Linked DNA regions of Homo sapiens: region 1 is linked to region 2. The links are chromatin loops, found by intact Hi-C in ENCODE. Cell type or tissue: HCT116. All regions are shown on one strand. Each heading gives the region's core, and the rest is flanking DNA. Links, peaks and the distances in the headings are about the cores only. Region 1 overlaps LOC105377008 (a long non-coding RNA gene). Region 2 holds the start of LINC01967 (long intergenic non-protein coding RNA 1967).

Region 1 (16,095 bases), core at 3,610-11,609, 69 kb after region 2:
GTGCTTAAAGATGTTTTATCAGTGGCTAAACACTCTGACCAAACTTTAGAGGTCAGGGGGTTAAGAAAAATATTTTTTCACTTTTACAAACCTGTGAACTTCAGCTGTGTCCTGTTGGTTTAGAAGCGGAAGAGAGGAGAAGAAATTACCTTTAGTAAGTGTTGACTAGATTTCAGGCTCATTAACCAAATTATCTCAGTTAACTCTCTCTGCCACCTTCAGGTAGGTATTAATATTTACTTTATAGATGAAGAAGAGTGTTGTTTAGAGAAGATTGGCAACTTGCATAGGATTACCTAGGGAAGGAAAAAAATCAGAAGGCGTGTTCTATGACCTTAAAACACATCCAAAATATTGGTGTTTTTTCAAGCTGTGGGTCAATAAGTCAATTTAATGTATCATGACTAGAGATTTTTAATTAAAAAACAGACTAAAATATATTTGAAAATATCCAAGTACCATTTCCTAAAGCTTTTGCTTTATCTAGTGTATGTGTGTGTGTGTGTGCGTGTGTGTGTGTGTGTGTGTGTGTGTGTGTGTGTACTACGTTATGATGAAAAATGTATTTCTCCCTGAGTTGTAGTCAAGTTTGAAAGCCACTGCAATTGCCCATACTGGTGCTATACAGTAAGAAAAAAAATGTCTAGTTAATTGTCATTAGGGTAATTACATAATTTATAATCCAAACAAGAACACTTCGGAAAATGAAGGAAATTTTATCATTAACTACAGGAGGTTAGCAGACTTAACAGGGATTGTTCTGGGAAAAGTTAAATGAGCATTCACCCCAATAAACATTGCTATGGTCTGAATGTTTGTGTTCCTCCAAAATTCATATGTTGAAGATTAATCCCCAATGTGTTAGTATTAAGAAGTAGGGTCTTTGGGGAGGTGATTAAGTCATGAGAGTGGAGCCCTCACAAATAATATTAGTGCCCTTGTAAAAGAGGGCTGGGGGAGTTTGTTTGCTCCTTCCACCATGTGAAGATATAGCAAGAAGGATGGAGCCCTCGCCAGCCAAACCCCACCACAGCCTTGATCTTGGACTTTCCAGCCCCCAGAACTGTGAGAAATAAATTCCTGTTGTTTATAAATTACCCAGTCTAAGGTATTTTAGTTATAGAAGCCCAAAAGGACGGAGACAATCACCCACATCCCATCCCCATATCTTACATTTTAGCAACAAAATGACTGGTAAAAATAGAGAATACATTTAGGAGAGAATGTGTGACATATTTTGTACTCAGGGAGGTAAAACAACTATTTCAGGTTACAGATACATGTTTTTTCCCCAGCACACTATTAAAGTTCTAAATCATTGTATAATGGTGCAAAGAATATATTCTTTCTCCTATTCAGAGACTGCAATGTTTGTCAGCACAATCTGGCATTATTAATGCTTTGTTAGTAATTAAACTATGAAAATATCGAATAAATACCCATAATGTAAAATGACAACTTTCTTGTAACAGGGGCATATAGGGTATCACAGTTTTGTGCTTGTAACTAATTCTATGCAATACCTATTGCATTTTTATGGATAACAGCAAAAGCATTGTAAGTTTAACTTCACCCGTTTATCTTCACTACATTTTACAACATGTGTGTGATATCAGTATAAAGGCTGACATTCTAAAGTAAATGGCTGGATAGCAATACATGGAGGATCAAAGATCATATGACTTATACTATGTGAAAATATGAATGTTCCATCTGCAGACAGTGCTTAGTGACTTTTGGAGAATGTGTGGTCTTTCATCATTCCCTGCTCCTCTTCTGCTCACCATTGATACCTGCAGGAAAAGAATAAAAAATGTCAAGTTATTGGGAGTACCCAGCTTTTTTGCTACCATATTCCATCCGGGTTTTTTTTCCTGTAATTTGTTCATTTAATAGATGTAATTATGATCTATATGCTAGTTACTGTGCTAAAACACTAGGAATAGAAAAATGAATTAGAATTTTTCTCAGCCCTTGAAGGTTGTATAGTCCAGAGAGAGAGGAGGAGAAAGAGAGAGAGAGAGAACAGATAAAACACCACACAATATGACAAAAGCTATAAGAAATGAGCAGAATTCTGTGGACACTCAGATTGCTAAAGAGACTCTGCTGTGGACTGAATGTGTCTACTCCAAAATTCATATGTTGAAACTTATCCCCAATTTGATGATACTTGAAGGTGGGGCCTTTGGGAAGTAATTAGGTCATGAGAGTGGAACCCTCATGAATGGGATTAGTGCCCTTACGAAAATAAGAGACATGAGCTCTTTCTTTCTGCTCTGTGCCATGTGAGGCTACAACAAGAAGGTGGCCATCTACAAACCAGGAAGTGGGTCCTCATCAGACACCAAATCTGCCGGAACTTTTATCTTGGGACTTTCTCACCTCCAAAACTGTGAGAAATAAATGTTTGTCATTTAAGCCATCCAGTCTATGGTAATTTATTATTGCAGCCCACACTAAGACAGACCACCTCTGCCTAGGGAAGTCAAGAAGGCACAGAAAGAAAGAGAGAGAGAGAAAGGGGAGGTGGGGTGGGGGTTGGGCAAAGAGAATGTATTGTTTCTAGCAGAGGAAAAAACATGTGCATGGCCTGGAGTCCTGAAATGATAAGGTATGTTCTGAGACTGGTATAGCTTCTTACAGAGGAGTACTGGAAGTGAGGTTTAGAATACAAAGTGGTGCTAGATTGTGAAAAGTTATGTTACAAAGCCCATGTGTATTGCACAGATAGAAGTCAGATAATAGATAATGTCAAGTGTGGGAGGAAAATAATCGAGATTAATTTTTATCTTTAATAGAAAGAGAACTTCATAGGAGGATGGTTGATGGGCTGTAATTGTAAGAGTCTGTGATATTATGTCCAGCAGGAGATGAGAGCTACAGCAGGTTAAAAATAGCTAGGTAGAGAAGAAGGTCCATTCCTCTCTCCTTGAATCACTGACTGCTTTGACAAATGGATTACAACCAAAGTGTCACTGTACCTAATTCAGACCTAGCCATTAAGAGGACTGGAATCTTCTGCCTTTGACTATTGAAATTCTCAATCGCCACATAAGAAATCCAACTACATTGCATGGAGAAGCCACAAGTCCACAGTCCACAAGTATTGATAAATTACAATTAATTAAATGTCATAGCTTGCTCAGATTTTCTTAGTTTTTACCTAATGTCCTTTTTCTGTCCCAAGTTCCCATCCAGGATACCAGATGACATTTAGTTGTCATGCACCTTAGGCTCCTCTTAGCTATGACAGTTCCTCAGGCTTTCCCTGTTTTTGATGACCTGACAGTGTTGAAGAGCACTGGTCAGGTACATTGTAGGAATGCCTCTATATTAGAATTTGGTATTTTCTCATGATTAGACTGGGATATGAATTTTTGGGAGAAAGATCACAGAGGTAAAGTCTTTGATCCACTTTGAGTTAACTTTTGTATGTGGTGTGAGGTAGGGACTCAATTTCATTCTTTTCCCATGGATATACAGTTGCCCCAGCACCATTTGTGACAAAAACTTTGTTTTACCTTTTTAAATATTTTTTTTTGAGAGGAGGAGGAGTATTCTGGATGATTTACATTTTTATGTGAATTTTGGGGTCACCTCGTCAATTTTGGCAAAATTAGTTAGGATTTTTATGGAAATGGTGTTGAATCTGTAGGTCACTTTGGGGAGTATTGCAATAGTAATAATATTAAGTCTTTCAATCCTTGAACACAAGATGTCTTTCCATTTATTTAGGCCTTCTTAAGTTTCTTTCAAAATGTTTTCTTAATTTTATTTTCTGATTGTTCATGCCACGTATATAGAAGTACAATTAATTTTGTATGTTGATCTTGTGTCTTTCAATTTTGCTGAACTTTATTCATTATAATAGTTTTAGTGAAATCCTTAGGATTTTTCATATTCAAGATTATGTCATCTGCAATTATAGTTTCACTAATTTCTTTCTAGATGCCTTTTATTTCATTTTCCTTCCTAATTTCCCTGACTAGAAATGTAACTGCCCAATGGTCAGAGGCGTTTGAACCAGAGCAACTCCATCTTGAATATGGTCTGAGTGAAATGAGGCTGAGATCTACTGGGCTGAATCCCTAGACAGGCATTCTAAGTCACAGGATGAGATAGGAGGTTGGCACAAGATATGGGTCATAAAGACCTTGCTGATAAAACAGGTTGCAGTAAAGAAGCCAGCTAAGACCCATCAAAACCAAGATGGTGATGAGAGTGACCTCTGGTCATCCTCACTGCTACACTCCCACCAGCACCATGACAGTTTACAAATGCCATGGCAATGTCAGGAAGTTACCCTATATGGTCTAAAAAGGAAAGACATGAATAATCCACCCCCTTTAAAGCACATAATCAAGAAATAACCATAAAAATGGGCCACCAGCAACCCTTGGTGCTGCTCTGTCTATGGAGTAGACATTCTTTTATTCCTTTATTTTCTTAATAAACTTGCTTTCACTTTACAAACTCAACCTGAATTCTTTCTTGTGCGAGATCCAAGAACCCTCTCTTGGGGTCTGGATCTGGTCCCCTTTCCAATAACACAATGAGTTCATTTTTGCCTACTGCCCAGATGGAGCCTACTTACCAAGGCAGGGGAATTGCAATAGAGAAAGAGTTTAATTCAAACAGTGCTGGCTGAACAGGAGACTAGAGTTTTATTATTATTCAGATCAACCTTTCTGAAAATTGAAAATCAACCTTTCTGAAATGGCTAGTTTGGTGGGCAAGTGAATAGGTGCTGCTGATTGGCTGGGGGTGCAATCATAAGGATATGGAAAATAGTTCTCATGTGCTGAGTCCACTTCTGGGTGGGACCACAGGGCTGGCTCAAGTGGAGCTACTGGTGGTCATAAATGCAAAAACTGGAAATGACATCTCAAAAGGCTAATCTTAGGTTCTGCAATAGCGATGTTATCTGCAGGGATAATTGGGGAAGTTGCAAATCTTGTGACCTCTGGAATAAAGGCTGCTAATTTTTTATATCTACACCTTAGCAGAATTCCGGCTACTGTCATACTTCTAACCTGATGGTCTTTTATTAGCTTTACAAAGGTGGTTTAGTTTGGGGGAAGGGCCATTATTATTTAAACTATAAACTAAATTTCTCCCAAAGTTAGCTTGGCCCAAGCCCAGAAAAGCCTGAAAACAGTTTGGAGGTTAAAGGCCGGAGACTTGGTTAGATCAGATCTCTTTCATGACATAATTTTCTCACTATTACAAATTTTGCAAAGGTGGTTTCAGAAACTCCAGTAAAATTTTAATAGAAGGGATGACAGCACATACTGTTGTCTTGCTCCTGATTTTAGCAGAAAGCCATTCAGTTTCTTGCTGTCAAGTATGATATTATTGTGAATTTTTGTAGATCTAAATTATTAGATTCAGAAAGTTTCTTTCTACTCTTAGTTTGTTGTATTTTTATCATGAAGTGGTACAAGTTTTGTCAAATACTTTTGCTGTAATCTGATGATTATGTGGTTTTAGTACTTTATTGTATTAATATGTTTATTACATTATTGATTATCAGATGCTAATTCAAACTTACATTGTTGGGATAAATCTCACTTAGTCATGGTATGTAATGTTTTTATATGTTGCAGGATTAGGTTTGCTAGTATTGTGTTGAGGATTTTTGCCATGTATGTTTATAAGAGATGTTGGTCTGTAATTTTATTTTCTTGTGATGTCTTAACATGTTGTTTTTTTTTTAATACTTTAAGTTCTGGGGTACATGTGCACAATGTGCAGGTTTGTTACACACGTATACATGTGCCATGTTGGTTTGCTGCACCCATTAACTCATCATTTACATTAGGTATTTCTCCTAATGCTATCCTTCCCCCACCCCCCTCACCCCATGACAGGCCCTGGTGTGTGAAGTTCCCTGCCCTGTGTCCAAGTGTTCTCATTGTTCAATTCCCACCTATGAGTGAGAACATGTGGTGTTTGGTTTTCTGTCCTTGCAATAGTTTGCTCAGAATGATGGTTTCCAGTTTCATCCATGTCACTACAAAGGACATGAACTCATCCTTTTTTATGGCTGCATAGTATTCCATGGTGTATATGTGCCACATTTTCTTAACCTGTTTTGTTTTGTTTTAAATCAGAGTAATATTAACCTCACAGAATGGATTGTGAAGTATACTTTATTTTCTTTTCTTTTTTCTTCTTCTTTTTTTTTTTTTTTTGAGACAGGGTCTCACTCTGTCACCCAGGCTGAAGAGCAGTAGCACCATTATGGCTCACTACAGCCTCAACCTCCTGGGCTCAGGTGATTCTCCCACTTCAGCCTCCCAAGTAGCTGGAACTAAAGGCACATGCCACCATGCCCAGCTAATTTTTTGTATTTTTTGTAGAGATGGAGTTTCACCATGTTGCCCAAGCTGGTCTTGAACTCCTAGGCTCAAGTGGTTCACTCACCTCAGCTTTGCAAAGTGCTGGGATTACAGGCATGAGCTACCATGCCTGATTTCTTTTCTATTTTTTGAAAGATTATTATTAATTTTTCTGTAAACATTTGGTAGAATTCACTAGTAAACTGATATGAGCCATGGCTTTTCTTTGCAGAAAGTGTTTTGTTGACTAATCATATCTCTATTTTTTTATAAATATACTCAGATCTTCTGTTTATTCTTGAAAAAGTTTATGTAGTTTGTCTTTCTAGGAACTTATTCATTTCATCTAGATTATCTAATTTGTTGGTATACATTTCCTCATACTGTTCTTTTTAATCCATTTTTTTATTTCTGTAAAATTAATAGCAATATTCCCTTCTTTATTCCTGATTTTAGCAACTTGAGTATTCTATTTTTTCCCTTTTGTCAGTCTAGCCAATAGTTTGTCAATTTCATTGGTCTCCTGAAATAACCAAGTTTGGTTTTGTTGATTTTTCTCCTTTTTTTATTTCCCATCTTATTAATTTTATTCTAATCTTTATTATTCCTGATTTTTCTCTGTTGCTTTTCTATTTCCCATTTTATTAATTTCATTCTAATTTTTATTATTGCTTTTCTTCTGCTAGATTTGGATTTAATTTGTTCTCTTTTTTTCAGCTTTTTGAGGTGGAACTTTGTTATTGATTTGAGACTTTTTTTCTTTCCTAATCTAAACATTTAGTGCTATAAAATTTTCTCTTGGCATTGTTTTAGCTGCATCCCATAAGTTTTATGTGTTTTGTATTTATTTTCTAAACCTCAAAGAATTTTCTAACTTCTTAAGATTTCTTTTTAGACCTATTGGTTATTTAGGAGAGTGTTGCTTAATTTTCACATATTTGTGATTTTCCCTATTGTCTTTCCATTATTAATATCTACTTTCATGCCACTGTTATCGAAGAACATCTTTTGTATGATTCCAATTCTTTTAAAAGTATTGAGATTTGCATTATGGCCTAGCATAGAGTCTATCCTGGAGAATTTTCCATGTGCACTTGAGAAGAATGTGTGTTCTAATCCTGTTAAGTAGAGTGTTCGATAGACATAGATTGTAGTTTATTCGTAGTGTTTTTCAGATCTTCTATTTCCTTATTGATCTTCTGCTTAGTTGTTTTATCCATTATTGAAAGTGGAGTGTTGAAGTCTTCGACTATTATTGTTGAATTGTGCATTTCTACTTTAAATTCTGTCAGAGATTGCTTTGTTTATTTTGAGGTTTTGCTGTTAGGTCTATGAATGTTTATTATTATTATTATTATATCTTCCTGATGGATTAACTCTTTAATTATTATCTCATGTTCTTCTCTATCTGTAGTAGCATTTTAAACCTCTTTTAAAAATATTATTATAACTACACAAGCTTTCATGTGGCTGCTGTGTACATGATCAATCTTTTTCCACCCTTTTACTTTCAACTATTTGTGTCTTTGTATCTAAATTTTGTCTCCTATTGATGACATTATAATTGGATCATGTTTTTATACCCAGTCTATTTCTGCCTTTTGATTGGGTTGTTTAATCTATTCACATTTAATGTTTTTGTTGATATAGTTAGATTTATGCCAGCCATTTTGCTTTTTGGTTTCTATATGTCTTCTGGCTTTTTCCTCCTTTCCTCTTTTACTATTGTGTTTTGCACTGAATGCATATTTTCTACTGTAACATTTTAATTCCTATAATTTTTTTGGAGTTGTAATTTATTTATTTATTTTATTTTTATTATACTTTAAGTTCTAGGGTACATGTGCACAACGTGCAGATTTGTTACATACGTACACATGTGCCATGTTGGTGTGCTGCACCCATTAACTCGTCATTTATATTAGGTAGATCTAATGTTTTCCCTCCCCCCTCCCCCAACCCCATGACAGGCCCTGGTGTGTGATGTTCCCCTTCCTGTGTCCAGGTGTTCCAACTACAGCTTTTAACTTATTTTCTTAGGGGTTGTTCTTGAGCTTAACATATACATCTTACCATAACCTACTTAAGATATATATTGTCTCGATTCCAGAGAGATAAAGAAATGTTACTCCCATAGAGCTCCATTCCCTTTCCCCTTTTTTTGTGCTATTGTTACATATATATTACATCCATATATATTACAAACCAAACAATACATTATTATAATTATTACTTTATATAACTTTATGTCTATTAAAGAAGCTGAGGAAAGAAAGGAGAACAAATATATGTTTACAGTTTGTTATACTAACCTTCTTTTGAAATGTTTCTTGTTATTTTAATTTGTTCCTGTGGATTCAAGTTACCATCTGGTGTCATTTTCTTACTTCCATACACCTTTACTATCATTCGCCTACTTTGTAATGTTAATTGTCAAGTATATTATATCTTTATGTTTTAGGCTCAACAGTTTAATTATATAGTTTTATTAAACTACTTTTTAAATCACTGAAGACATTGAAAGAAAGAAAATATACATTTATACTGTCTTTTAATAGTGCCTTTATTGGTACTTTTTAAAAATGGATTCAAATGACCATCTGGAATTATAGCTTTCAGCCTGAAAACTTCTTATAGTATTTTCTGTAAAGTATATCAGCTACCAATAAATTCTATCAGTTTTTGCCTATCTGATAATGTTTTTATTTCACTTTTGGTTTTGAAGGATAGTTTTACTGAATGTAAGTCTCTTGGTTGACACACTGTTGAGATTTTTTTTTTCCTTCCAGCACTTTTGATACAATTGACCTCTGAACAACACATGCTTGACTGTATTTGTCCACTTACACATGGATTTTCTTCTACCTCTACCAACCCTGAGATAGCAAGACCTCTTCCTACTTCCCCCTAGCCTATGTAATGTGATGACAATAAGAATGAAGACTTTTATGATGACCTAATTCCACTTAATGAATAGTAAATATATTTTCTTTTTCTTATGATTTTCTTTTTTTGTTTGTTTCTTTAAGACAGAGTCTCGCTCTGTTGCCCAGGCTGGAGTGCAGTGGTGTAATCTTGGCTCACTGCAACCTCTGCCTTCTGGGTTCAAGTGATTCTCCTGCCTCAGCCTCCTGAGTAGCTGGGATTACAGGCGTTCACCACTAGGCATGGCTAATTTTTATATTTGTAGTACAGACAGCATTTCACTATGTTGGCCAGGCTGGTCTCAAACTCCTGACCTCAAATGATCTGCCCACCTTGGTCTCCCAAAGTGCTGGGAATACAGGCGTGAGGCACCACACCTAGCTCTTTGTTATGATTTTCTTAATAACATGTTTTCTCTACCTTACTTTATTGTGGAAAGAGAGTATAAAATACATATAACATACAAAATATGTGTTAACCGACTTTATTTTAATAGTATGGCTTTTGGTCAAGAGTAGGCTATTAGTAGTTAAGTTTTAGGAAAGTCAAAAGTTATATGAGGATTTTTCTCTTAACAGGAGATTGGTGCCCCTAACTTGCGTGTTGTTCAAGGGTCAACTGTATATTGTCCCACTGCCTTCTGACTCTCATTGTTTTTTATGAGCAGTCAGCTGTTTATATTATTGGAATTCTGTCATATGTGTTGTCATTTTTCTCTTTGATACTTTCAGAACTTTGTCTTTCAGCATTTTTCTATGATGTATACTAATGTAAATTTATTTGTGTTTGTCTTACTTGGAGTTTATGGAGCTTCTTGGATGTGCAGATTAATATTTTCAGCCAATTTGGAAGATTCCAGTCATTATTTCTTCAATTTTTTTTTTAAAATTATCTCTTCTTCTTCTGGTACTCCTATTATCATATGTTGATGCTCTTAATGGTATTACATATTTCTGTGAGGCTTTATTCATTTTTCTTCTTTTTTTCTTTCTATTCTTCAGATTTTATAATCTCTATCAATGTATCTTCAAGTAAATAGATTCCTTTTGTCTGTCAGTTCAAACCTGCTGCTGAAACCCTCTAGTGAATTTTTTATTTTGGTTATTATGCTTTTCAACTCCAGAATTACCACTTGGTTCTTTTTTATAATTTTCTTATCTCTTTTTTTGTTGTTCTCTATTTAATGAGATGTTGTCACATCTTCTTTCACCTCTTTAGACATATTTTCTTTTAGTTCTTTGAATATATTTAAAATGGCTCTTTTAAAGTCTTTGTTAAATCTGACATTTGGGCCCTTTTACAGTTAGTTTTTGTTGCCCTCTTTTTTCCTATGTATGGGTCACAATTTTCCGTTTCTTTGCATGTCTTGTGATTTCGTTAATTGTTGTTGAAAACTGGAAATTTGTTAAAGCAGCTCTGGATACTAATTCACTTCTGTCCTCACCAGAGTTTGTTTTTGTTGCAGTTTGGTTGTTTTTTGTTTGTTTGTTAGTTTGTTTTTTGTGACTTCACTAACCTATTTTAGTGAGATCTCTTTCCTCTGAAATGTAGCCTCTGTTCTAATTTCTCAAGGGTGTAGTCTTGAGTATCTGCACAGACAACCTGGGATGACTGATTTTGGTAGCACTCTCTTTGAGTGTTTCTTTTATGATCTTTCTGTTAAGTTGTCTGCCTTTGGTATTACACCCAGCTGTTTTGTCAGTAAGGGTATAGCCAGGCAGATTCTACCATTTAGTGAATTGAACTTAGGCCAGTTAGTTGCCTCTCTAAGCCTTACTTTCAGAGTGATATTAGTCAAATGACTAATAATACACATTCTAATATATTATGCCAGTTAAATTAAATCATGGAAATAAAATCATCACCATAGGATCCTTGGCCCAATGCACGTAGTTAATGCTTAGTCCCTGTTATCCAGACTTCCTCAGTACATATAAAGTTGATGAGTGCATAATAACAAGACTTCAAAATTCTAAACCACAAGTATTACAGAAATAATGATTTTCTTCCCAAATCTGGTTTGGCTATCTGCTTTATTGGCTGATAGCAAATATCAACTAGAATTAAGCTTCTCATTTCTACTCTATATTCATTGGGTATCAGGGAAGTTCCAGGATGTATTTTGTTCAACATTTGCATATAGCAGGTTAACAGTCAGATTCATCTGAAAAAAAAATCTTTACTGTTAGTAATTATTGATATGTTCTTCCCTAAAGCATCAGCAGAATCAGATTTCTCCTTTAGAGGAAAAATAGTAATGCTAGTCATTCACTGAACAATTATTAAGTATCTGGTATGTTTGAGGGAAAAAAAGATGCTAGAGATAAGGGAATAGAAAAGGCAAATATTGCTCTATCCTCATGAAACTTATAATCCAGCAGAGTCCAAGCATCAAGGTATTTCAGAAGCACAAAATTTAACTGCTTATGAAACTAAAATTTTTCTCAAGAATTGAGATCAAATTAATGTTTTTGTAATGATATCTTTATAGTCCTGAACAGGGTTTATAAGATATATGGGAAATGGCCTATAGCATTTGGAAGGTAGAGCCAAACTTTTACTTCAGTTGAAGTCTCAAATTGCCTAAAATTCAAAGATGAATAACATATACTATCATCTACCTCCAGGAAATTTTGAATTCATGTGGGAGATAGGCAAATAACATCAAAACTACATAGCAGTGCCCCTGGCACAAAATGATATGTTCAATAATGGAAACAAATATAATTACTACTTTCTAAGTGTAGAAAGGTGCTTGAGGAATAAAATGTAAGGTGCTTATGCCATATGAAGTATGATCAAACTTGACCTCTGGGCACAAAGGAAACAAGAGTCATCTAGATTTGCATTAATTGTGTACCTTTACTTGTTCAGCACTACAATGGGAACTCTGGGGAAGATAAAACCACCTGTCTTCAAGGTGATTATACTGATGAAAAGGACTCAGGACAGAGAACTCAGAGCCAGACCAGTTGCTCAACAACGAGTTTTAGAACTATGAAGACTTTATCTACTCTGAGCTTCCATTTCCTTGTCTGTAAAGTTAGAGTAAACATATGATCACCCAGAGCTGTTGTAAAGATTAAGTGCAATAATGGATTTAAAAGGCATGTGAAAATGTGTTCTGCAAATGTGGAGGTTATTGTTATAATCCAACAGGAGAAATGCTGAGTTCCTTTTAAGCCAATGAGGCCATCTCTGAAGACCTGAACTCTGTGTGCTCATATAAAGTAACCAAGTTACCACATCAAACATGCCTGCCCTTATTGGAGGTTATTGTTACAATCCAGGAGGAGAAATGCTGAGTTCCTTTTAAACCAATGAGGCCATCTCTGAAGAACTGTACTCTGTGTGCTCACATAAAGTAACGAAGTTACCACATCAAACATGCCTGCCCTTCTTTCTCTAACCAGCTCTATAGTCCTCATTCAATGTAAATCCAACATTGATCATGTGGATGAAATGAATCTAAATGTGGTAGCTTTTCTCCACTTGGAAGCTTGAGCCTGAACATGGCTAATTCTGTACCCACTCCATACTGTCCAATTTCCATCCCCTCTATCCCCACCAATAATTTGGTTTCATTCTCCCATATTAAAGTCACACCCCACCAAATTATATGCTCCCCAAAGAGTCACTCTCTTCTTGCATTCATCTCTTCATCTTCCAGGGTTCATAGCAGAGTGATTTGCATGTAACTCGTGCTCAATATTACTTTTAATAAACTTACAAAAGAAAAGACCATTTTAGCTGCTGGTGTTTAGTAAAGTTATCTCCAGTATTGTTTGATGCTAGCTCTTATGTTTTCTGATGTGTTACAACTAGTATGCAACATTAGCCAGAGGGATAATTCATTAGTTCTAATAATATTTGTTGAGTTTGAACTACATGATAAGTGTTAGGGTTACAATAGTGAGCAAAGCCAAACCTGACTCTGCTTTCATAGAGCTCAGGTTCTGTTTGTTGTTCATTGTAAACGAAAACCAAGAAAAATTTAGAAGCAGACTTGGCATTTAGCTAGAACACACAAGTACAGCTGTGTATATGGCCAGAATCTATCTCAGCCAGTGCTTAGGCAACAAGGCTTAGGACATATTTTTATTATCACTTCTAACCAAATATTAACTCTTTAATTCAAAATGTCTACTGCAAAATAGATAAAAATGGCACCACTGATCTGGCCACTTGTAAATAGAATGTTTCAAACATTTTGATTTACAGTATTAGGTGTAAGATGACTTCTCCTGAATGGTCAATGTCAGCCTATTCCTGAACAAATGCAATGCAAATGGGGACTCACGTCCATTGTAAATGTACCCAATCAGATAACCTCTTTTACCTGGTTCGAGAAAGTGTTTCCTAGGGTATATACTTTGTAAACTATCCTCAAGAAATGCTTTTCAAAGCATTCCATGATCAAAATTAGAGAAAAAAAAAATCTATATATGTAAGAGAACACATGAAAGCCCTGAAAAGTGCTACGGTAAAATTAAATTTTAAAAAAGGTTTGACTTATAACCCAGGTCTCAAAACATTTATTTCACCACAGAACCATTTTCCCAAAACACACATATAAGTATACTGAAAAAGTAATATTCTAGGCAAGGTACTTTTGGATACTCTGCTTTAACTTATTCAGATCCTACTCTGGTAATTTTCTTTCTTTCTTTTTTTAAATTGCCATCATAGGATCTGCATAAATGCATTGAGTTGTTCTCTAAGTTCATTTTGATCAGTTATGTCATTTGCCGAAGTGGCAATCAAAATCCTATTTTGTCTTTTAATAGAGTAAGCAGTTGAGATGAGAGCAATAATAATGGCTGTTTAACACCAGAAAAAGCCAGAGAATGATTCTTTTCTACCTGGATATGTACAGAAACCTGCAGAGGATTCATCCTGCAAGTTCATATGCAATTCATTTTCATACTTTTATTTCATATTTATTTTTATTGTACTCTTCTTTACTTTGGCAATCTTAGATTAAGTTTCCAATTTTCCAAAATTGCCTGCGGTGAACTCCTATCCCCAGAGATTTTTTTTTTATTAGTCTCTTAAGCAAGTTATACAATTCAAATCACCTCTCCCTGTCCACCCATCTGCTTGTTTTTGCTTTTCTTCCTCTCTGCTGGATTCAGTGTAGAAATCCTCTATGCCTCCTCTCTCCCCTCCCTGTCCACTGCCCTAAACTCTCCCCCACCGTTCTGTCTATCCTCTCTGTCAGGGTCCAGGGGCCCCTTCTGTTCACATGGCTCTGGGCCCACCTGTACCGGCCCCATCTGTCAGCAAAGCAGCCTCAGCATCCCACAAACCTGGTGGAGGAAATTCTCCTCTGAAGAATTGACGTCACTAGGTGTTCTCCTGAGAGTTGTGCCCTGAAAAATTAGCTACATTGAGAAAGAATAAAGGGCATTTCAGCATGGAATAGAGGTGTTCATCCCACTGGCATTAATAAAATACTTCTTCCACACGGGACCACATTTCAGTCTTTCATTTTGAGCATTATTTAACATCAACCTGACAATTTTTTAAAAGCAGGAATTTAAAAAAGATAATACCTTCAGGATAAACAGAAGTTTTAAAATGATTATTTCTATTATTAAAAATGCATTTTATTTACTAGACCTCCTTATGCAATGTAATTATTTAGAAAATACATTTTTATTAGACCTCTTTATGCAATATAAATAATTAAAAATTATAAGTAAAAATATAAATAATTATTTATATTGCATAAGGAAGCCTAGTAAACAAAATGTATTTTCTGAACCTATCATGACAAAACATATTTGCAAAATTATTTCCTCATATTCTTCCAATTCAAGTAATGCAGTAATCTTTTTGGAAGAAGTCATTCAGTTATAGTTCCTTGGCACTATTTGTAAAGGAGTCAAGGAATCATATCCCAAAGGAAGTGTTTCCTTGAAAGAAAAGCTTATCTCTGATATTTAAAATCCCCTGTCCCCAAAACATATACGCAGTGAAAAAAGTGAAGATCTACAATTGAATAATACAGTAAGCCTTGGCTCCCTTTTTCCTGTCTGAAATTTGATTCATATTTAACCCAGATTTGTGTGTCGATTTAGAGACCAAAGTGCCAAGAGGAGAACAGAATGGTCACAGCCAGCCATTGTAGAGAGTATTTGGTGCCAGGACTGAACAAGGTCTCAAAAATGTTGATGGCACCTGAAATTCATACATTAGAACCCTTGATGTACAAGCCGGTCTCTTGGTTCTGATGTTCCCTTGCCTGTTTCCTGCATGTGAGAGAAGTGCTGCAGCGACCCTGTTTATCTGGCCCCTGCACAACATTGTCAGGACACATTTCCATTTTCCAAGTGACTGCTGCCACTGGGCCGCAGTCTGTGCTCATTTCTCGAGTAGCTAAACCCTTTGACACTGTGGTTTTTAATTAAAATTACATTAAAGTTAATCAACCAGAAAGAGGCTGCTGTAGAAGGAGGTTTGATTGCAACCTGCAAAGGGCACGAAGGCTGCCAACTTGCTAAAGATGTGCCTGCAGATGCCAATCTGCGCACATGAGCCCCACGGTTACAGAGCTGCCGAGGAGAGGTCAGTTCTGTTTGCATTTTCCCTGGAACTGTCAAAAAAATTGCGATGGCCGTGGCATGGCATAAAGTTAAAAAAACAGGCAAGCCTCTTCAAAGCACACCATTCCAGCATTTCTGCTACTGCCCCAAACCACTGATGTGAAGCTGTCATGTCCCAACTGCTTCCTCTTCAGATGCAGTTAGGCTCAACTGAGAGCCATTAGGTTTGTTGTTTGAGGAGGCTATAGATACTCTTAGAAGATCTTGTCTTCTACAGG
Region 2 (16,095 bases), core at 4,267-12,266:
CAGAGGACATAAAGAAAAATGGAACCATTTAAATATATTTTAAAGATATGCAAATCAAATACGAAAGAAAAACCAAAAATAGCTGTGTCATAGCACAAAGAGCTCATCTCTTTCATATATAAAGAGCTCCAAGAAATTGAGAAGAAACAGGCCAAAAAGTTCATCAATAGAGAGTTTATAGAAAAAAATACAAAGACCCCTTATATATATATATATATATAAAGGCTCTATTTCACTCATCAGAGACAAAGCAAAGTGAAATTACACTGAAATAACATTTCTCACCTATCAGATTGGCAAAAACCCAAAAGTTTAACACACTCTGTTGGCAAGGTTGCAGAGAAATGGGCACTCTGATACATTGCTGGTAGGAGTGCAAAATGGTACAACCCCTGCAGAGGGCAATTTGGCAATCTTTTTCGAAATTACAAATGCATTTACCCTTTGACCCAGCAATTCCACTTCTGGGAATTTATCCTACAGATTACACGTATATACATGAAATAATGAATGCATATTAATATGAGCCTTCATTAATAGCAAAAGATAGACAATTCAACTGCTCATTAACAGGGTACTAATGAAATAAGCCATGATGTATGCACACCACAAAATATTATGCTGCTATAATGCAAAGAATGATGGTGCTTTCTGTATGCTGACGTGGAAAGATCTCTGGCATTTATGCTGAAAACAGGAGCAGACACTATACATAATGGGCTTCCTTTTAAGTAAGAAAGATGAGAAGTTGGTGGGAGAGAATATATTTGTATTTGCTATATTTTCAGAAAGAAATATTTTTAATATCCAAAAGAAGATAATAGAAATAGTATTCCTTACAGGACACAGAGCTGGAAATAAAATGGATGAGAATAGTGGGAACAATACTGTTTAATATCTCTCTTTTTATATTATTTTGACTTTTAACCATGTGAATTTATTACCTTTTAAAAAATAAAAATTTAGGAAAAGAAAGAATTAAGTGAGTTCGTGAACATAAAATACTTAGCCAATGTTCCAGGTCCATCTAAGTGCTGATCATTTATAGAAATTGAAAACATATCCCCAGGTTATTTAATTGGTCTCTGAAGAATTCTATGGCTTTTTCACATAGTGTAGCCTTCGGACTACTGGCATCAGAATGAATCTTCATTTTTAAAAATACCCCAGAAAATCTTCATTTTTAATATGTATCTCAGATCAATACTTGGGTCCACCTCAATGCTTGCATGCATAATCAGAATCTCTGGTGCTAAGACCTAAGAATATAGATTTTTTTAAGTCTCTCCCAGTGATTCTTATGAGCCTCACAGTTTGAGAACCACTATGGTCTATCTCAGGTACACTGTAGAGGGTTTTGGAGGTAGCAAGCATGTAGAAGGACATTTAGGCCATGATTTTGATACCGTAGCTAATCTGCTGAGTTCAAAATATACTTCTCTAGCCTTGTGCTCTAAACCTGCATATACAATTTCCTGTTGGTATGGTCACTTGACTGTGTAATAGGGATCTCAAATATAACACATCTAAAATCGAACTTAAACTAACTGGATTGGAATTGATCCCCTGTTTACCCATTTATTCTCTTACCTGTTCTTTGTGTGGTCTTCTCCATCTCAGTCAATAACATCATAAACCATCCAGTTGCTCAAGCTAAAAGTTTAGACATCATTTTTTATTTTTGTATCTATCCTCTTCCTACATCTAATCCATCAGGAAGCCCTATCCTCTGCAGGGTTTGTACCATTGTGTAATGCATGAGAGTGAGCATTTCTCTACTGCTTTCTCAACAGAAATTGAAATTGAGTCTTTTTATTGGTTTATTTATTTATTTTTTTCCCTGTGGTCTATTCAGTTGTGCAAGATAATGAAGTTCTGGAGACCTAATACACAACAATGTGACAGTAGTTAACAATATTGTACTATATACTTGAAGTTTGCTAAGAAGGTAGATCTTAAGTATTCTCAACACACATACACAAAAGGTAACTATGTGAAGTGGGAGATGTGTTAATTAGCTTGATTGTGGTGAAGATTTCACAACAGATACACATATCAATTCATCAGTTGTATAACTTAAATATGTACAATTTTTAACTGTCAACTATACCTCAATAACTTTGGGGAAAAAATGTGAAAAGCAACAGGTATTTGAATATTTGCTAAAGCCCTTTCCTCCTTAGAGAGCCCTGCCCATAGCAAACTGCTAAAAGGTGCCCCCTATACACCAACCTCTGCTTCTCTCTATCCCCACTACCCTGCCCTTGTGCAACCTCTTCCTCACTCACCTGGACATTAAAGTGTCAGTGGCCTCCCTGTTCTCCTGCTTCCATTCTTGCCTTCCTTACACTCTGTTCTTCATCAAATGATCTACTTCAAACATAAGTCCCCTCATGTCACTTTCCTGCTTACAACAGCTTCCCATTTCACTCAGGATAAGACCCTGAGTTTTCTTCGCTTTGACCTACGAAGCCTGGGTGATTTTCCCCTTACTACCATTGTTATTTCATTCTGTAGCACTCTTCTTGCTCTCTGTGTTCCAGTCACACTGCCCCTCTTTCTTTCTTTTGAGTGTGCACGATGCTCACCCCTCTTCAGGGCCTTTGTGTTTGCTGGGCCTTCTGTGTGGAATGTTCTTTCTACTGAGCCTCCCTGTGCTTATTTCTTTGTGTCACTCAGGACTCAGCTGAAATCTCCTCTCTTCAGAGAGTCCTTCCCTGACCACACCAATCCATAGTGCCCCTCTACCACTGCCCCACCCCTGGAGGTCACACTATCATTTTTCCCTGCTTTGTTTTCTTTATAGCCCTCGTCATTAATCTAATATTATTTTCTGTATTTGTTTACCTCTTCATTGCCTTAATCACTCTCCAGGAATGTCAGCTCCGTGAGATGGGACTCTGCCTACTTTTTTTACTGTCTTTTCTCCAGACCTGAAGCTGTGTGTGGCACCTTAGCAAGTGCTCAATAAATATTTGCTAAGGAAATCAATGACCTGCTTCTTATGACTCATGGCATTGCCTCCACTTCCTCTTCTTCAGACCAACTCAGACGCATAGTCTTGGCTTCAGCTGCCATTGTTTATACCTGTTGCTTCACCACTTTTTTTCAACTTCACTGATGTATAACTGCCAGTTAAAAATTGTATATATTTAAATTATACAACTGGATGAATTGGTATGTGTATACATTGTGAAATATTCACCACAATCAAGCTAATTAACATATCCATCACCTCACATAGTTATATTGGTGTGTGTGTGTGTTGAGACCACTTAATATCTACCTTCTTAGCAAATTTCAAATATACAGTACAATATTGTTAACTATAGTGTCACGTTGTTGTACATCACATCTCCAGAATCTCCAGAGCTTTATTATCTTGCATAACTGAAACTTTGTACCTCTTGACCACTGATAACGGTTTGGCTCTGTGTCCCCACCCAAATCTCATCTTGAATTATATTTCCATAATTCCCACATGTTGTGGGAGGGACCCGGTGGGAGATAATTTGAATCATGGGGGTGGTTTCCCCCTTTACTGTTCTCATGGTAGTGAATAAGTCTCGAGATCTGATGGGTTTATCAGGGGTTTCCACTTTTGCATCTTTCTCATTTTCTCTTGCTGCTGCCATGTAAGAAGTGCCTTTCACCTCCTGCCATGATTCTGAGGCCTCCCTAGCTATGTGGAACTGTAAGTCCAATTAAACCTCTTTTTCTTCCCAGTCTTGGGTATGTCTTTATCAGCACCATGAAAACAGACTAATACAATAAATTGGTACCAGTAGAGTACTGAAAAGATAACCCAAAATGTGGAAGCAACTTTTGAACTGGGTAACAAACAGAGGTTGGAACAGTTTGGAAGGCTCAGAAGAAGCCAGGAAAATATGGGAAAGTTTGGAACTTTCTAGAGACTTATTGAATGGCTTTGCCCAAAATACTGATAGTGATATGGACAATAAGGTACAGGCTGAGGTGGTCTCAGATGGAGATGAGAAACTTGTTGGGGACTGGAGCAAAGATGACTCTTGTTATGTTTTACCAGAGTGACTGGTGGCATTTTGCCCCTGCCCTAGAGATTTGTGGAACTTTGAACTTGAGAGAGATGATTTAGGGTATCTGGCAGAAAAAATTTCTAAACAGCAACACATTCAAGAGGTGACTTGGATGCTGTTAAAGGCATTCAGTTTTATAAGGGAAGCAGAGCATAAAAGTTTAGAAAATTTGCAGCCTGACAATGTGATAAAAAAGAAAACCACATTTTCTGAGGAGAAATTCAAGACAGCTGCAGAAATTTACATAAGTAATGAGGAGCTGAATGTTAACCCCAAGACAATGGGGAAAGTGTATCCAGGGCATGTCAGAGGTCTTCATGGCACCCCTCCCATCAAAGGCCTGGAAGCCTAGGAGAAAATGGTTTTGTGGGCTGAGCCCAGGGTCCTCATGCTGTGTGCAGTCTAGGGACTTGATGCCCTGCATCCTAGCTGTGACTAAAAGGGGCCAAGGTACAGCTCAGGCTGTTGCTTCAAAGGGTGCTTCAAGCCCCAAGCCTTGGCAGCTTCCACGTAGTGTTGAGCCTGCAGGTGCACAGAAGTCAAGAATTGAGGTTTGAGAACCTCTGCCTAGATTTCTGAAAATGTATGGAAATGCCTGGATGTCCAGGCAAAAGTTTGCTGCAGGGGTGGGGCCCTCATGGAGAACCTCTGCTAGGGCAGTGCAGAAAGGAAACGTGGGGTTGAAGCCCCCACACAGTACTGCTACTGGGGCACTGCCTAATGGTACCGTGAAAAGAGAGTCACTGTCCTCCAGACCCCAGTATGATAGATCCACCAACAGCTTGCACCTTGAGCCTGGAAAAGCCAGAGACACTCAACACCAACCTGTGAAAGCAGCCAGGAGGGAGGCTATACTCGAAAAAGCCACAGAGGCAGAGCTGCCCAAGACCATGGAAACCCACTTCTTGCATCGGCGTGACCCGGATGTGAGACCTGGAGTCAAAGGAGATCATTTTGGAGCTTTGTTTTTGAGACAGAGTCTCACCCTGTCACCCAGTCTGGAGTGCAATGATGCAATCTCAGCTCACTACAACCTCCACCTCAAGCAATTCTCCTGCCTCAGCATCCTGAGTAGCCAGGATTACAGAAGTACACCACCATGCCCAGCTATTTTTTTGTATCTTTAGTAGAGATGGGGTTTCACCATGTTGGCCAGGCTGGTGTCGAACTCCTGACCTTGTGATCTGCCTGCCTCAGACTTCCAAAGTGCTGGGATTACAGGCATGAACCACCATGCCCAGCCTATTTTGGAGCTTTAAAATTTGACTGCCTCACTGGGTTTTGGACTTGCATGCATCCTGTAGCCTCTTTGTTTTTGCCAATTTCTCCCCTTTGGAATGGCTGTATTTACCCAATACCTATACCCCCATTGTATCTAGGAAGTAACTAGCTTGCTTTTGATTTTTCAGGCTCATAGGTGGAAGGGACTTGCCTTATCTCAGATGAGACTTTGGATTGTGGACATTTGGGTTAATGCTGAAATGAGTTAAAACTTTGGGGGACTGTTGAAAAGGCATGATTGGCTTTGAAATATGAGGTCATGAGACTTGGAGGGGTTGGGGCAGAATAATGTGGTTCAGCTTTGTGTCCCCACCCAAATCTCATCTTGAATTTTACTTCCATAATTTTCATGTGTTGTGGGAGGGACCTGGTGGGAGATAATTTGAATCATGGAGGCGGTTTCCCCTATACTGTTCTTGTGGTAGTGAATAAGTCTCAAGAGATCTGATGGTTTTATCAAGGGTGTTCATTTTTGCATCCTTCGCATTTTTCTCTTGCCACTGCCATGTTAGAAGTGCCTTTCACCTCCTGCCTTGATTCAGAGGCCTCCTCAGCCACGTGGAACTGTAAGTCTAATTAAATCTGTTTTTCTTCCCAGTCTCGGGTATGTCTTTATTAGCAGTGTGAAAATGGGCTAATACAACCATCATCTTCCCATGTCCCTTCCTCTCTGCCCCTGGTAAACACCACTGAGTTTGAGATTTTTAGATTATGTAAGTATGATCATGCAGTATTTGACTTTCTGTGACTGGTTTATTTCACTTAGCATACTGTTCTCCACATTCACCATGTTGTCCTAAATGGCAGGATTTCTTTTTTTTAAGGCTGGATAATATTCCATTACACACACACATTCACACACACACACACATAGTCCATTATGTAAATATATATAGTCCATTATATATATATATATGTTATATATGTATTTCTGTAAATATATGTGTGTATGCGTGTGTGTATATCTATCTATATATGAATATATATCTCTATATATATCTGTTATGAACACTTAGGTTGATTCCATAGCTTGTCTATTGTGAGTAATGCTGAAATGAACATGGGAATGCACATATTTCTTTGGAATATTGATTTGATTTCCTTTGCATATATACCCACAAGTGGGATTGCTAGATTATAAGGCAGTTCTATTTTTTTTTTTTTTTTTTTTTTGTGGAACTTATATACTGTTTTCCATAATGACTATAGTAATTTACATTCCCACCAATAGCATACTAGGGTTCTCTGTTCTTCACATCCTCCCCAAAACTTATTATCTTTCGTCCATCTGATAATGGCCATTCTAACAGGTGAAGTGATATCTCATTGTGTAGTTTGCATTTCTCTAATGATTATTGAAGTCTCTTTTTGTACATCTACTGACCAGTAGGTGTCTTCTTTTGAGAAATGTTTATTCAGGTCCTTTACCCATTTTTAAATTGAGTTATTTGGGATTTTGGTTTTTGTTTGTTTTTCTATTGAGCTATTTCTACTGCTTTCTATTGAGCTACATTTCTTATATTTTGGATATTAATTTCTAATCAGATACATGGTTTGAAAAATATATTCTCCATTCTGTAGGTTGTCTTTTTACCCTGTTGATTGTTTCCTTTGCTGTTCAGAAACCTTTTAGTCAGATATAAGCCCTCTTGTCTTTTTTGCTTTTGTTGCCTGTGCTTTTGGTGTGATATCCAATGCCAAGAAGCTTTTCCCCTATTTTTCTAGAGTTTTACAGTTTCAGGTCTTACATTTAAGTCTTTAATCCATTTTGAGTTGATTTCTATATGTGGTGTGAGATAAGGGTCCATTTTCATTTTTCTGTTGTGGACATTCAGTTTTCCCAATACCATTAATCAAAACTGCTACCCTTTCCTCATTTTGTGTTCTTGGCATGCTTGTTGAAGATCAGTTCAACGTGGGGTATGTAGATTTATTTTGGGGCTCTCTATTCTGTCTTTATGTCTATACATCTACTACTTAAAAAGGAAGCCAGGAAAGCAATCCTATTTATAATGGCTAAAAAAGGAACAAAATACTTTACCATTTATTATAAGTAAGTTCCTGAGGTATTTCTGATGAATCCGGCTCATCTTTTCTCTCCTGTCATAACTGCTGTCTTCATTCATGTTCCTGCACCTGATCCAATCATATGAGGTTTGTGTGTGTTTGAGTCAGGGTAGAAGAAGAGTCACGTGGTTTTCAAAAGTGCTGTGAATGAGCTGCTTCACTTAAAATGATAAATCTATAACATTAGATATAGAAGGCCTAGAACAAGCATGGGAGGAGAGGACCAGCCCAAGATAGAAAAGGGGACACAAAAGTGAGATTGAAGACAAATTTTCCTACTGCACATTCTTTCTTTTTCTTTTCTTTTCTCTTTTTTCTTTTCTTTTTTCCTCTTCTTTTCTCTTCTCTTCTCTTCTCCTTTCTTTCTTTCTTTCCTTCCTTCCTTCCTTCCTTCCTTCCTTCTTGTTTCACCCTTGTCACCCAGGCTAGAGTGCAATGGCATGGTCTTGGCTCACTGAAACCTCCACCTCTGGATTTCAAGTGATTCTCCCATCTCAGCCTCCCAAGTAGCTGAGACTACAGGCAAGCACCTTTGTGCCTGGCTATTTTTTTGTATTTTTAGTAGAGACGGGGTTTCACCATGTTGGCCAGGCTGGTCTGAAACACTTGGCATCAGGTGATCCGCCCACCTCAGCCTACCAAAGTGCTGGGATTACAGGCGTGAGCCACTGCGCCTAGCCCTACTTCAAATTCTTTAATAGCTTTGTATTGGAACCTTATCTCCATTCTATCTTCCTGGGGCCCAACTTGCTTAATGGAAAACCAAATCAGGAACAAATAGGACTGGGAGGAGTGGAAGTCACATCTTTTGTGAGCAGGAACAGATTTGAATGTGTGCATCCTAGCAAACATGGTGTCATTGTGATCTGTTGCTCTGTGCCATCCACATCTCTTCACTGTAATTAGCAGAAGAATCTAGAGTTTAACAGAAGCAGATCTCACTTTAGTGAGCCATGAAAACAATTTCAACTCTGCTTACCTTGGCTTCTTTGAATTTCAAGCAGAGGAGGTACCGCAGTCCATTTTAAGTGAGACCAGAATCTTCTTTCCTCTTGCTCATTCCTTTGTAAGCTCCTATAAAATAAAACCACCAGATTCCCAGAAGATAAAAATCCATTCTCTCCCTCCCCCTCACATAAGTGCATCCTCACGTATTCACAGGCTTCTGCAGATTTTAATAAGGTCCCCTGTGTGGATCTCTTCAAATACGGGCAAAATACTCAGAGTGAGAAAATGTCACATCTAATCAAGGGTGCTATAAATGCAGCACCCGTGGCAGGCGGACAGCTCACAAGTGGCTTGAACCAAATCACAGTCTTTCTCTGTTGGAAACCAAAATTGAAGAAACTCATTTTGGGTCTTCATTTTGGTTATTTCAATTAAATACTCAGGGTTTTTTTTAAAAGGAAAAGTATATTGGAATTGGGCAAACGGCATATCCTGCTAATGGTGACAGAACCTCAGAACTTTATTTCCTGGAGGAAAAAAAGTGTTTTAGAGACCAGTGAGTGCTCCCTTTAAACATAAACACCTAAACATAAAGGCACAACCACCCCTAGCTCCCCAATTCTTTCTGACGCTACATTTCTGCTTATATTACTGTAACTCAGTTGTCTTCACCCTGGAGTTCTTCAGTCCTATGGCTTTAAGTCAACATTCCATGTTTTGCAGATGTCCAGAGCTTCTCCCAGTATCTCTGAAAGGACTGGTTCAGGACAGTGGTTCTTAACCCAGGTGATTTTGCCCATAGAGGATATTTGTAAAAGTGTAAAACCTGTTTGATTGTTACAACTGGGGAGAAGAGTGGTGCTAGAGGTAGAGACCTGGGTTGCTGCTAAACATCCTATGATGTTCAGGATGGCACCTCACAACCAAGAATTATTGGGCCCCAGATGTTAATAGTGCCAAGGCTCAGAAACCTTGTCCTAGGGATTTGTATTTCTGTTTAGGCAATCTCCATCACAGCCATTGCAGGCTGCTTCTCTCTTATCATGAGGTTCTGTCTGCAGGCCTTGGCTTGGACCTGAGCCTCTGCTAGTTTCACTGACTGCAGCTCTGAGATTTTGTCCTGTCTCTGTGAGATGCTGCTGCCACTATGTTGATATCAGTAGAGTGTTGAGTTAGGAAACATTACAGTCCTCTTTATTAGACTTGCCCTTCATTCCCCTCTCACATAAAGGTCTCATAGCCTTTGACTGAAGTTTTGGGGTCAAAGAGGGAGAGAACTGCAGAGTTCAGTCAAGAGAACAAATTAATATATATTCATTCAATTGTCCTTTAATTTAATTTTTCTCCAAAGACATTTCCCTGCTAGGACTTTCACATGGTCTGTCTTTTCTCCTGAGAACCTGCCATGTAACTTACCTCTCCTTGCCCTCAATCTGCAGCTGTCAGTCCTGATCTTCCCAACCCTTGCATTCCCAAATCTTCCTCCTTTATTATGCTTTGATCTCTGTCTGCATAGTCCCCACCCAAACAGCTTTTGATCTATTTCTGCATTTGAAAAACCTCAGAATGGCGTTTGCTAAATCCAAAAGCCTCCAACTTCAGTATTACACACACACACACAAAACTCACAGAAACTTATAAATTACAGTATTTTCTTAAACATACTGTGGATCAAAATTTCAGTCAGGGATCCCTCTGAAACAAGTCTTTGAAGTCTGAGAGGAGAATAAAATTTTATTTTCTCCCTAATGGAGCAAGGAGAGGATATGTGGATTTTCTTTTGTTTTATATTACTAGAAGAGGAAGAGTTAGCTCCAATGACTTGTTTCCATGGCTCTATGGTTGGCCCAGACAACCTGTTAATACCTAGGTGTATCAGTATTCTATTTCTATGTAACAGATTTCCATGTGGTTAGCAGTTTAAAATAACATCCACTTATTATTTCACCGTTCTGTTGATCAAAAGTCCTGCATGACATGATTGGATTCTCTGCTCAAGGCATCACAAAGCTGAAATCAAGGTGTCAACTGGACTGAGTTCTCTTCTAGAGTCTCTGGGGAAGAATCCACTTCCAGATTCATTCAGGTTGTAGGTAGAATTTATTTCTTTGCAACTGTAGGACTGAGGTAGATATTGTCTTGACAGCTCTGCAGGGGTAGGTGTCAGCTCTTACAGGCCACTCTAGCACTTGTGGCACCCCTCTTTTCAGCAACAGAGAACCTCCTTTACATCATATTTCTATCAAATAAAGTCTCTTTGATTTTTCCTTCTGCTACTGGCCAGAGAAAACTCTCTGCTTTTAAAGAGTTTGAGAGTTAGGCTTGGCCCACCTGGATAATCTCACTATCTGGAGGTATAGTCTGTCATATAGTGTAACTGAGTCACAGGAGTATAAAATCCATCACCTTTAGCCCAGGCACAGTGGCTCACGCCTGTAATCCCAACATTCTGGGAGGCCGAGGTGGGTGGATCAAAAGGTCAGGAGATTGGGACCATCCTGGGTAACATGGTGAAACCCTGTCTCTACCAAAAATACAAAAAAATTAGCCAGGCATGGTGGTGGGCACCTGTAGTCCCAGTACACGGGAGACTGAGGCAGGAGAATGGCGTGAACCCAGGAGGCAGAGCTTGCAGTGAGCTGTGATCGCACCACTGCACTCCAGCCTGGGCGACAGAGGGAGACTCTGTCAAAAAAAAAAAAAAATCCATCATCTTTAAAGTGAGGAAGCATGTTCATCAGGGGGAAGGAAATTTAGGGGACATTTAAATATGCTGCCTGCCACACCAGGTATTGTGGAATAAATTATGCCCCAAATTCATATATGAAAGCTCTAAACCCTAATGTGATTGTAATTGGAGATAGGGCTTTTAAGGAGGAACTTAGGGTTAAATAAGATCATAAGGGCAGAGTCCAAATCCAATAGGATTGGTGTCCTTTTAAGAAGAGAGAGACACCAGGAGTGCAAACTCTCAGAGGAAAGGCCATGTGGAGAGAGCAAGAAGGCAGCCATTTGCAAGCCTCTCCAGAGGCCTCTGGAGAAACCAACCCTGCTGACACCTTGATCTTGGACTTCTAGCCTCCAGAACTGTCAGAAAATACATTTCTGTTTAAGCCATCCATTCTGTGGTATTTTGTTATGGCAACCTTAGTAAATAAATTAACTGGACAATAATATCAATGAAAACCTAATTTTTAAAAATTTGGAATTGAGATGGTAGTATTCTTTGATGAAGTTTGAAATACACAAGCCAATGGAAACACACATGCACCAAATGGGGAACCAGGATGTGAGAGAAGACAATGTGAAAATTGAGATATAATGGTATGTATCAGAAAATTATGTATAAATACAATCTAGTATAAATCAATGTTCTAAGATATGTACTAAGTGCTAGGGAACACAGAGAAAGTAAAATTGCCATCAAATGGGACTTAGATACTTTCACAGTGTAGGGCACATCCCATCTGGCAGGGTAGGAAGATCTAATCATAGGTTTAGAAGGATGTGGTATGCTTCGTGTCTATATGGTGATATGGTTTGCATCTGTGTCCCCACCCAAATCTCATGTCAAATCATAATCTCCAATGTTGCAGGTAGGGCCTGGTGAGAGGTAATTGGATCACAGGGATGGATCCTTCATGAATGGTTTAGCACCATCCCTTTGGTGTGGTTCTCATGATAGAGTTCTCATGAGATCTGGTTGTTTAAAAGTGTGTGGCACCTCCCCACAACTTCCTCCTGCTTTGGCCATGGAAGACAAGCCTGTTTCCCCTTTGTCTTCTGTCATGATTGTAAGTTTCCTGAGGCCTCCCCAGAAGCTGAGTGGATGCCAGCATCATGCTTCTTATATAGCCTGTAGAACCGTGAGCCAATTAAACCTTTTTTCTTTATAAATTACCCAGTCTCAGGTATTTCTTTATAGCAATGTGAAAACTGAATAATACAAAAAATTGGTAAAAGGAGTGGGACATTGCCATAAAGATATCTGAAAATGTGGAAGGAATTTTGGAATTGAATAATGGGCAGAAGTTGGAAGAGTGTGGAGGACTCAGGAAAAGAAAGGAAGATGAGGGAATGCTTGGAATTTCCTAGAGACTTGTTAAATTGTTGTGACCTAAATGCTGATAGTGATATGGACAGAGATGACGAGGCTGATGAGGTCTCAGACAGAGTTGAGGAATTTATTGGGAACTGGAGCAAAGGTTACTTTTGTTATGTGTTAGCAAAGAACAGGATGGCATTGTGCTCCTGCCCTAAGGATCTGTGGAACTTTGAAATTTAGAGTGATGATTTAGGGTATCTGGGGGAAGAAATTTCTAAGCAGCAAAGTGTTCAAGATTTAACCTGGCTGCTTCTAAGAGCTCATATGCATGAGCAAAGAAATGAGGTAAAACTGGAACTTATATTTAAAAGGGAAGGAGCATAAAAGTTTGAAAAAATTGCAGCCTGGCCATGTGGCAGCAAAGAAAAGTCCATTTTCAGGGGAGCAATTCAAGCCACCTGCAGAAATTTGCATAACTGAAAGGAAGGCAAGAGCTGATAGCCAAGACAATGGGGAAAAGGCCTTGAAGGCATTTCAAAGAACTTTGTGGCAGCCCGGCCCATCACAGGCCCAAAGGCCTAGGAAGACAGAATGATTTCCTGGGTCATGGCCAAGGCCTCCCATCTCCTGCTGCCCTACGCAGTCTCAGGACACTGCTGTCTGCATCCCAGCTGCTTCAGCTCCAGCTGTGGCTCAGAGGGGCCCAAGTACAGCTCAAGTGTGCAAACTGTAAGCCTTGGTGGTTTCCATGTGGCATTAAGCCTGCAGGTGCACAGAATGCAAGTGTTGAGGTTTGGCAGCTTCTGCCTAGATTTCAGAGGATGTATAGAAAAGCCTAGATGTCCAAGCAGAGGCCTGTTGCAGGAGTAGGACCCTCACAGAGAACATCTACTGGGACAGTGCAGAAGGGAAGTGTGGAGTTGGAGCCCCCACACAGAGTCCCCACTGAGGCACTGCCTAGTGGAGCTATGGAAGAGTGCCACCATCCTCCAGACCCCAGAATGGTAGATCCACTGACAGCTTGCATCCTGCACCTGAAAAGCTGCAGGCACTCAACACTGAGAGCAGCACACAACTGTGAGAGCAGCTGTGAGGGCCGGGCCCTGGTAAGCCATAGGAGCAGAGCTAACCAAGGCTTTGGGAGCCCACTCCTTGGGTCAGTGTGGCCTGGATGTGAGACATGGAGTCAAAGGAGATTATTTTGGAGCTTTAAGATTTAACAACTGCCCTGCTATGTTTCAGACTTGCCTGGGGCCTTTAGTCCCTTTCTTCTGGCCAATTTCTCCCTTTTGGAATGGCAACGTTTACCCAACGCCTGCATCTGCATTGTATCTTGAGAGTAATGTTACTGTTGTTTTTGATTTTACAGGTCCATAGGAGGAAGATACTTGCCTTGTCTCAGATGAGTCTTTGGACTTTTGAGTTAATGCTGGAATGAGTTAAAACTTTGGAATACTATTGAGAAGGGGTGATTGTATTTTGCAATGTGAGAAGGACATGAGATTTGAAGAGGCCAGAAACAGAATGATACGGCTTGTATCTTTGTCCCCTCCCAAATCTCATGTCAAATTGTAATCTCCAGCGTTGGAGGTGGGGTTCGGTGGGAAGTGATTCGATAACGGGGGTAGATCCTTCATGAATGATTTAGCACCACCCCCTTGGTACCATTCTCATGACAAAGTTCTCACGAGATCTGATTGTATAAAAGTGTGTAGCACTTCCCCTGGCCCTTTATCCTGCTCTGGCCATGTGAGATGAGCCTGCTTCTCCTTTGCCTTCCGCCATGATTGTAAGTTTCCTGAGGCCTCCCTAGAAGCTAAGCAGATGGCCAGCATCATGCTTCCTATACAGCCTGCACAACCATGAGCAAATTAAACCTCTTTTCTTTATAAATTACCTGGTCTCAGGTATTTCTTTACAGCAATGTTAGAGCTGATTAGTACATATGGTTTCTGGTGAACATTTATTATTTCTTGTTTGTTGACTAATTTAGAAAAACACCAGTCCAAATGGAGTTTTCTGTTTAAAAAGAGTAAAAGTACCCAAAGGGATACTAAGAAAGAAAGGGAAGATACTAAGAAGGTGAGAAACCTGCATTTTCTTCATTTTATATTTCTGGCCAATCTGAATTACATAGTGATTATAAATTGCTTCATAATATAGTGTTATAAAATTATATAGTGATTATGAATAGCTTAATAATATAGTTTTATAAAAGATAGAAATGAGTATTTTAAAAGACATGCATTGACAAATTAGTTTTTAATTATTTTATTTTTTGCCCTCACATTGAATAAGTGATTTCCAAATTGCAATGATGATACCCCACAGACATGGCTAACAATTGTCAGTTCTCATGTGTGCATGACTCAACATATAGTCCAATATTTGCCATTTGTTATCCAGTTCAACTCCATGAAATTTGTTCACACATTTTAGAAAAAAAAGGTCAACACTTTAAGGCTTATAATTCTCCAGTTCAATTGTTAACACCCTTAGAGGAGATATGCAGATCCAGGGCCATCTCATTTCCGGAACCTAAAAGGTAATATGGACCACTTAAAAGTTGAAGGTCCCATATTCCTGTCCTTGCATTTAGAAATGTAATCAGGAGTAAGCAAGGATCTTAGGTATTCCAGCTGATCATTTAATAAAGCAAATGTCCAGCTATAAGCTTCAGACACATTTTAGAACTCTTGCAAAGGCTAATATAATCATACATGTAAATTAGGCAGAGGATTTTTTTTTCTCAAAACTTTTGAAAAGGAAAGGGATTGTTGTGAAATTAACCATAAAGAAGGTGGGCAGGGAATGGCAAAGGTTATCCTGCATGATGTGTGACTAATCTCTAAACTAACTTCTTTTAGAAGATAGTGACCTTAACCTTGGCCATGGGGGTTGCCAGGTCTTTTATGTCTTTGAGGCACATGTTGTGTGTGAACCTATATTTCAAAGATAGAGATCAATGAGAGTGTGTTTCTGGGTGTAAGATTTCCTGCAAATGGGACTTACATACTTTCATAATGCAGGGCTATGGGAGAAGGTGCCTTGTAAGGGATGTCTTGAAGTAAGTCCCTTGAAAGGGACATTTGGATTTTCCAGTAGATTTAAAAGGCATAAACAGTTGATTTCCCAGTCAGCTTCTGGAATCTCATTGCCTTTCTCCTCTCCCAGCAGCAGCCAAAGTCCTGACCATCAATCTATAACTTGCAGAAACTTCTAAGTCTCATAAGCAAAGCTTCCTGCCTATAAATTGATGTCCCTGAGTGCACAGCTATTCTCTACATCCTATGTTTCCCAGAGGACAGTGTTTAGAGATCTCTAGAGGAATTTCTCTCATTGGGAGTCACAGTTGATCTCTTAGCCAGTATCACAGCTCTCTTTTTTTCTGGCCAATGGCTGTGACTTTAACTTTTAGCTGACACTATGAACCAGAAGTCTGAATGCATGAGTGAGTGAATGAGTAAGTAAATAAATGAATGAATGAATGCTGGCTGGTAGAAGCTCAAAATATAAGCAAAAAAAAAAAAATCCACACATTTCCATGCAATCACTTCACCAAGCATTATCATAGGGAGTTCACTGACATCTCTGTCTCCTTTCTCCACTTCAGGCATCAGACCTCATAAAAATGAAAAAGATCTTCTATTAATGAAAGGTTGGAACGTAAAATAGTACAGAAAGTTTTGTTAAATTCAC

The links. Hi-C counts contacts between places; a loop is a spot of excess contacts. Peaks named below come from ENCODE experiments on the same cell type or tissue, not always from the same donor. Only the 100,000 strongest peaks of a DNase experiment are listed, where the experiment ranks them.
Region 1: a loop joins it to region 2, with 2.8 times the contacts of the local background. A loop is called at or near these places in 4 of 110 quality-filtered maps.

Annotation. Positions count from the first base shown.
Region 1 is chr3:28,089,570-28,105,664 of GRCh38, forward strand. It overlaps LOC105377008 (a long non-coding RNA gene), which reads right to left. Exons shown (of 3, transcript XR_940674.3): 3 at 1-1,793. Among named protein-coding and RNA genes, the nearest start is that of LINC01967, 69 kb to the left of the region's middle. In HCT116, for the core only: no CTCF peak of the experiment used is centred there; no DNase peak of the experiment used is centred there.
Region 2 is chr3:28,020,127-28,036,221 of GRCh38, forward strand. LINC01967 (long intergenic non-protein coding RNA 1967) reads right to left here and starts at 8,478. Exons shown (of 3, transcript XR_001740553.2): 1 at 8,383-8,478. In HCT116, for the core only: no CTCF peak of the experiment used is centred there; no DNase peak of the experiment used is centred there.